Linked DNA regions of Homo sapiens: regions 1 and 3 are each linked to region 2. A link is an interaction called in ENCODE POLR2A ChIA-PET data of the cell type or tissue named here. Cell type or tissue: MCF 10A. All regions are shown on one strand.

Region 1 (2,500 bases), 150 kb before region 2:
TAAGGAAGATGTTCTTATGAGGAAGCTACTCAGACATGGCCCCGTAATTCTGAGGGAAAATTCAAAAGGCATTGGTCATGGGGAGAAAAGCTGGAGAACACATAACTGATGGATACCTCATGAACTAGAAACAGAATTTTAACCCCTTTTCCTTCTTTCCTTTGGTCCCTGTTTTCTTCTCCCACTGACTCTCCTCGATTCAGTGTAAACCAAGGTTCTGAGTCTTAGCACTGTTAGCATTTTGGACCAGATAACTCTTTGTTATGGGGGCTGCATCATTGTATGTGTAGCACCTCTGGCCTCTGTTCATTAGATGCCAATAGCACCCCCTGCTTATAACAAGCAAAAATGTTTCCAGACATTGCAAAAGAGCCCCTGAGGTGCGAATTAGCCCCTGGTTGAGAGTCACTGGTAGAAACTGTAAAAATCTCAGCAGATACATACATTCTTTCTAATGCAAGCGCTTGATTGTGCAGAGCCTTAGAGAGGGATTTTCACAGTTCACCTAGGCAGTAACAGACCCTCACCAGCACTCTTTCCATTCCATCATGCTGCCTTCTAAACTTGTTTTCTAGCTGCCCAAATAGTGATCATGAAATGTTAAGAAGGCTTTAAGTCTGTACATGAATTGTTTGAGAGGGTTTATCAATGGAGGTGAGGCCTGTGGGCCATGACTCCTGTTTGTGAAGAGATTATAATACTGTCAAGAGGCACGTTAGGGGAAATCACAAAAGTAAACACATTTCTTCTCCCAGCCCCTTTCTATTTTTGCCTGTGTGTCTGAGCCAGAGCTTGGCCCAGGTTTGATGAAGTGGATCGTCCTCCTTGGCAACGCCAGGCTAGAGCAGATCAGCCTGCAGGGTTCATTGCCATTCCACTGGCTCATGAAGCTGACTCCACTCCCCTCTTCCTTTCTGTTGCAGCCAAGGTCCCCAACCAGAAAAGCATTGGCCTTCTCTGCTTCCTGTCAACTCAATGATGGGATGTTTGGGTGAGCACCGAGCTATCAGGAGAAGGTTAGGCGCCTGTGATTTTGGAACATGCCATGGCAAATTGGAGAATGTGTGTCATTCAGTGCTTTTACTTTTTTCCAAGGGTTTTCATACCTATTGAAAACCCTTATTACACATTATCACCTTCTCTTTCTACTGCTATTATCACATTCTCTTTCTACTGCTCTGGTCTCCACACTCAGAGATTTGGGCAGCTTCTTTGGCTAATATTCATGCTCCCTGTAGCCTCATAAGATCTCAGACATGGAAGAGCCCATAGAAAGTATTTAACATCTGATGAGACTGAAACGCTGTGAGGTGAAGGGCTTGCCCAAGGTAAGCAGCCAAGGATGTCAGAGTGGGACTCAAGCCAGGGAACCCAACTGCTATTCCAGGAACTGCTGCATTCTCTCCACCACATTAGCATTGCGTTCTTTCCTCACCCTCAACTGGGGCTATAACATAACACATTCATTTCAGCCAATATATTTTTCTTTTGTCCTTAACACAAAATTTAGAGCATAAACAAATAATCTGCAATAGAGACAAAAGAAATAATTGTTCATTTAACTCAACAAGCATCCACTAGGATATCTTCTGCATTTAGGGAAGCTGGGAGATTCCTTAGCTCTTTATAACCAGATGTCGGTGTTGTATATATACTCTTTTGCCTAAAGGAATGTCTAATGTAATTTCTGTTAAAATTCAGGTATTAATGTTAATTCAGATTCCCAGCTAAAAGGAGAGTTTAACCATATTCACGTTCCTTTAGGAATACTGTAGACACAAGAACCTTGATTAGTTTTAAGGGTCCTGATAAGCAAGAGCATTCTAGGCATATCTTAATCCTTTGCTTTCTACCTCTTTGGTGTGTTGCTTTGTTTCTTTTGAGGGGTTGGCTTTTGTCAGTGTCCCTTCGTCTCTCTGTTTGCTGACATGCTGGCCACCTAAGGTTTGTGTTGTATTCCTCATCGTGAGTTTTTTTTTTGCCTGGACAGCAAGTTCTCAGAGTCTGTCAAATAAGAAGAACTTTTTTCTAAGATGCAAGCTGAGAGGTGTGAACAGTGGCAGGACAGGGTGAGCCTCCCCACTGCAATAATTAATGGGATAAGGAATCTGGAGAAAGGGGAGCTTGAGAATAGGAACTGTCTTTACATGATTCTTAGAATGTTTCTTATGGTGAACCTATTGCCAAATGGAGCCTAAACCAGAATCAGTCAGAAAGTATTTATGGAGCACCTACTGTATGCAGCATGAGAAAAGTATAGGTTTCCATTTCTGCCTTTTGGATCATGATATTAAGGATACTAAGCAGATACCTTTTATGGAATCTTACTAAAAGTTAGTGACTATGTTAGACACCTGTTAGGCGTTATGTCCTCACAACTGTATGATGTAGGTAGCATAATTGTCCTCATCTAACAAATGAGGGAGCTGAGGCTCAGAAAGCTTCAGTAACTTTCCAAAGCCATACAACCAACTAGTTGCAGAGTCAGGACGAGAACCCA
Region 2 (2,500 bases):
TTAACATGATTCGAAGGTGACGTATATGCACTTTAAAGTTTTGAGAAGCTCAGATGTAAGGTTATTAGCCCCCACTATAAACTCTTGAGCTAGCATCCGACTCATTACTGCCTTCTCAATTTGGTTAGTGAGAATCTATCACTCTGTACCTTGATTGCTTCTAGGACAGTTTAACGTGAACACAAATCAGTGGGGGCTGTTGATAACTGCAGATTCTCATCCAGGGGGTCTGAGGTGAGGCCCCAGAGTCTGTGCTTCTCACATGTTCCCAGCTGATGCCACAGAAGACTTTGAACTACACTCTCAATAATGAGGGGTGAGAGGAACCTGGCAAATCAAATATCTGCATCTGCAAAGTGGAAACCAGGCTTTGTGCTTGAATGACATTCATCAAGGAAAGGCACCTCCACCAGGGCATACACGTCTAGAGGGAAGGGAGCATCTCCAGTCTTCCTTGCATTCTCAGCACTTAGCTGAAAGAATGGGCATTACTCCCCTGCTTAACAGTGTCCAGTGGCTTCCTATACACACAAAACCCCACACTGCTCACCAGAGCTCACAAAGCCTGACCCAACCTTGCCCCACTGGCCTCCCTGACCCCTTCATACCTCTCCTCCTCCACTGAAGTCCCACCACACCAGACTTTTTTCTGTTTCTCAAACACACCAAGCTTTTTCCTGCCTCAGGGTCTTGGCACCTGCTCTCCCCTCGACCTGGAATGCCCTCCCTCCAGCTCTTTCCATAGCTGATTCATACCTCAGCTCAAATTTCACCTCCTCAGCGAGGCCGTCCCTGACTGACCTGCCTAACCTGGTGTACCCACACCCCACCCCAAAACTCTCAAACATGAGATTTTTTTTTCTTGCTTAGCCCTTATCAGCCTGAAAATGTTTCATTTGTTTATTTACTTATTGGTAGTTGCTTTTTCTCTCTGATTCTTATGAAAGCAGAGACTTTGTCCACAACTTCTGGTGCACAGTAGGTGCTCAATAAATAGCTGTGGAGTGAACGGATGAATGGACTAACACATCTCCAGGAACTCATAATTTGCTCCTGTCGCTACAACAAAGGAGGGGAAGATGGGCTATGGGAGGCCAGAAGAGGAGCGAGCATTCCTCCTGGATGAGGAGGAGGCAGGGACGGGGAGGAGGGGCCATAATCAGGGCCAGCTCCCTGAAAGAAGTGGTTTTAAACTTCACCTGGAAGGGTGGAAAGGATTTTGACAGGCAATGGTAGGTGGAAACAGCCACTCCAGGCAGAGAGAACAGTTTGTACAGAGGCTCAGAAGCTGGCAAGGGCGGAGGGCTTAGGGAACAGTGCATACAACTGACGGGTGGAGGCTGAGAATTTGCCCCGTTCCTGCCCAACCCATGGCTCCAGGCAGAGACAGCCCTCCCTGCAGGAGTGACAGAGTCTGGCAGGAGTCCTGCAGCTGAGCAGCTGAGGTCAGAGCCTCTCCTCACCAAGCCTCGGCCACACCCATAACCTAGATGACAGATGAGGCATTAGGAGGGGACAAGTGGGTCTGGGGATCGGGACCCACCTCCATCCTACTCCCCACCTCACTCTAGCAGGCAGCTCCGAGGCCCATCTGGCTTCTGCCCTCTTGTCTCTATGGTTCCTTCAGTCCAAGGGTGAGCAAACTTTCTGTAAAAGGCCAGCTGGTAAATATTTTGGGACTGTGGGTCAGATAGTCTCTGTTGCAACTACTCAGCTCTGCTGCTGTGGCATGAAGCCTGCCACAGACAAGACATAAGCAAATGGTGGTTCCAACAAGACTTTATTTACTAAGACAGCTGGGAGGCCTATGTTTTGATTTATGGATCTCCTGCCACTTTTGAGACCCCAAATGCCCTGTGCCGTCTGCCTTCTGGCCTAATCCCACCTCTACAGTCTACAGCCTCCTCTCATTGCCCCCTTGGTTCTTCCCACCCAGGCACCTGGATCTCTAAGGGCTTCTGCAAACACGTGGTTCTCTCTCTCTGTCTCTGTCTCTCTGTCTCCCTCTCCCTCTCTCTCTCTTTCTCTCTCTCCCCTTCTCTATCTCTTTCTCACCTGTGCTCCTTCACACCTGGCTTCCTGCTCCCTGTGGAGTTCCTTTTCTGTCTCCAGTTGTGCCTTTGAAACCCTGACTTGTCCTCACTTACCAGTCACATCACTCTCTCAAGGGAACTTTTCAGATGCTCCAGATGCCAGGCCCTCTCAGGTGCCCACATATTCTCTCTTTACAGAGCTTGGCACATTGCAATTATTTCATAAACCACTTGTGATCATTTGTTTCAGGTCCATGCTTATTTCTAAGTCCAAATGGGAAGAAACCACATTCATCAGCCTTTTCTATTCCATTCCCAGAGCCAAGGACAGGGAGCATGGCACATAAAATGTCCTCAATAAACATTTGTTGACTGTTCCTTAGGTCATGGCCCATAAGACTCGTTCATTCATTCGCCACTGTTGCTCATGCACCTACTATGGACCAGCCATTGTGCTGCACAGGGAA
Region 3 (2,500 bases), 150 kb after region 2:
CAACAGAGATAAAATCTCAGTTCCAGCCAAGAAGTGTACACAGAAATACCTCCAAGCAAAACCAGATCTGCCTGTCCTCAGAGATAATCAGAAGGATTCCTTTCAGTTGCCTCAGACCAAGAGCAGCCTGGCTACATTTTTTGCCTCTTGCTTCTCAACTGGCTGGCATTTTCATAGACTTACATTTTAAAAGGCTGTTTACTTAGGAACAAAAAATGAAGTTACATACTCAATTAATTTTAACTTTATGATATTTGGCTTCATTGTCTAATAATCTATTTTTTCTTTTTTTTCTTTTTTTTTTTTTGAGATGGAGTCTCATTCTGTCACCCAGGCTGGCGCGCAGTGACGTGATCTCGGCTCACTCCAACCTCCACCTACCAGGTTCAAGGAAGCAACTCTCCTGTCTCAGCCTCCCAAGTAGCTGGGACTACCGGTGCACGCCACCACACCCGGCTAATTTTTGTATTTTTAGTAGAGAGGGGGTTTCATCATATTAGTCAGGCTGGTCTAGAATTCCTGACCTCAGGTGATCCACCAGCCTCAACCTCCCAAAGTGCTGGGATTACAGGCATGAGCCACCACGCCCAGCCTAATAATCTATTTTAATAATTAAAAAATAGTGTCTCTCTCGTTCTTTTTCCTGTGTGTTTTTATTGATAAATTTCAATGCTTTGAGCAAATAAAACATTTCCCCATTCGATTGCTTCCCGATTTCTTATATGATGTAGCTTTGAGTCCCTGTACTATTTTGGTCTTGCTCCTCTGAAGACCTTGGCTAAGTCCCACTTAGCCAAGTGGTATCCCCAGATCTGCATCCAGAAGTCCAGGTATGTGGTGTTTAATACACAACTGGAAGGTACTGGTCCCTTACTTGTTTCACTCCCTATCCTATTTTAGGCCACATCCACATCAGCCAGCAAGTCAGGAAATGATCATAGGACCACACTTTGAAAACACACATGGGCCAGTGAAACCGAGTGCATTTGCAAATCACTGGGACACATTAACACAACACAGATTCTCAGACCTTGCTCAACCAGTGAATCAGAATCCCTGAAGGTAGGATCACTGGAAATTTTATTCATATGTCCTAGGTGATTCTGATTAGCTGAAATATTGGCAAACACTACCTCAAAGCTCCCTTTCACAAGGATGAGGGATAAGGCATAGAATTTAGGGGTCCTCAATGCCGGAGTTTCCTTTCTTAATCCTCTGAAGCTTCTTTAAACTTTCACTGCCAAGCCAGCAGAGGGTAGCATCTGCAGGGCATTTGGACTACAGAGAACATAATCTGCAGTAACCTTTTTGATTCCTCACGTCTATGATGATAACAAATAACCTGTAATCGTACAGAAAGTCCCTGTCCGAAGTCATGGATTCATTGCATCCTTACACCATGTCTGCAAAGTAGGTGTTGGTCCACCTTCGTGTACGGGAGGAATGTGTTGTCTGAGAGCAGTCAAGTGACATCTCTAAAGCCTTATTTATAATAATTGGCAGTGATAGGGTTTCTCACACATTCCAGGAGGGGAATGAACAGAGGAAGAATTACACATAGTAGCTTCATATTTTAAAACTTACGAGATAACACACACACACACACACACACACACACACACACACACACCACAGCACAACCTTTACTCCCATACCTCACTTCCACCTTCGGCAACCCTGCCTAATAAGAAAGTCCAGGATGCTTCCAACCTACACAGAACCACATTCTTATAGAGGTTATGCAAACAAGTGAAGCAAACTTGTCATCCACACACTTACATGCACAGTCAGCAAAAGTGAGGGAACCGTTTAAATACCACAGGCTAGTTCTCAATTCTTGAAGTGCATGTTAACACCGTAGGCTACTACATTTCAAACCTCAAAGTACAAACAAGCTGCCTGAGAATCTTATTAAAATGCAGATTCTGATTCTGCAGGACTGGGGCAGGGCCTGAGTTTCTGCATTTTTTAGCGAGCTCCCATGTGACATAATGGCAGCTGGTCCATGGGCCATACTTTGAGTTCTAAGTCCAGAGCCTATGTCACCATCTAGCCTCTGCTATTTCTCTCCCTGGATGCAGGCATGAGATGAGAACAGTGGAATACTGACCTTTCCATTTCTTGCCTTTTATTAAGTGAGTATCTCTCCCCATGGGGGGTAATTCTAGAGTTTAAAGACACATATTGTTCATCTATGGCCCCTAAACCATACCTGTTGTTTAATCTCATACCTGAAGAGTGATCGCTCCATAGCTCCAGATTTCTAAGTCATTCCAAGAATTGTCTTAATTAAATGAGATTTTGAGTTCCCACTCATCATATATCACACATCACATATGATGTGTGTCTCACATATGCAACACTATCATTGCCTTAGAGCATGAAGAGGGTATTTTTTTTGTTTGTTTGTTTGTTTGAGACAGAATCTTGCACTGTTGCCCAGGCTGGAGTGCAGTGGAATGATCTCGGCTCACTGCAAGCTCCGCCTCCTGGGTTCACG

Evidence for each region. Peaks named below come from ENCODE experiments on the same cell type or tissue, not always from the same donor. Only the 100,000 strongest peaks of a DNase experiment are listed, where the experiment ranks them.
Region 1: POLR2A ChIA-PET joins it to region 2 with 25 read pairs; 6 of 35 experiments call an interaction of 5 or more read pairs at or near these places.
Region 3: POLR2A ChIA-PET joins it to region 2 with 10 read pairs; 3 of 35 experiments call an interaction of 5 or more read pairs at or near these places.

What each region holds. Positions count from the first base shown.
Region 1 is chr5:148,829,065-148,831,564 of GRCh38, forward strand. No RefSeq gene overlaps it. Among named protein-coding and RNA genes, the nearest start is that of ADRB2, 3.7 kb to the left of the region's middle. In MCF 10A, no CTCF peak of the experiment used is centred here; a DNase peak (open chromatin) is centred at 1,357.
Region 2 is chr5:148,977,862-148,980,361 of GRCh38, forward strand. No RefSeq gene overlaps it. Among named protein-coding and RNA genes, the nearest start is that of MIR584, 83 kb to the right of the region's middle. RefSeq lists an enhancer at 881-1,400. In MCF 10A, no CTCF peak of the experiment used is centred here; DNase peaks (open chromatin) are centred at 740 and 1,320.
Region 3 is chr5:149,129,320-149,131,819 of GRCh38, forward strand. No RefSeq gene overlaps it. Among named protein-coding and RNA genes, the nearest start is that of ABLIM3, 11 kb to the right of the region's middle. In MCF 10A, a CTCF peak has its summit at 1,242 (motif pointing right); a DNase peak (open chromatin) is centred at 1,272.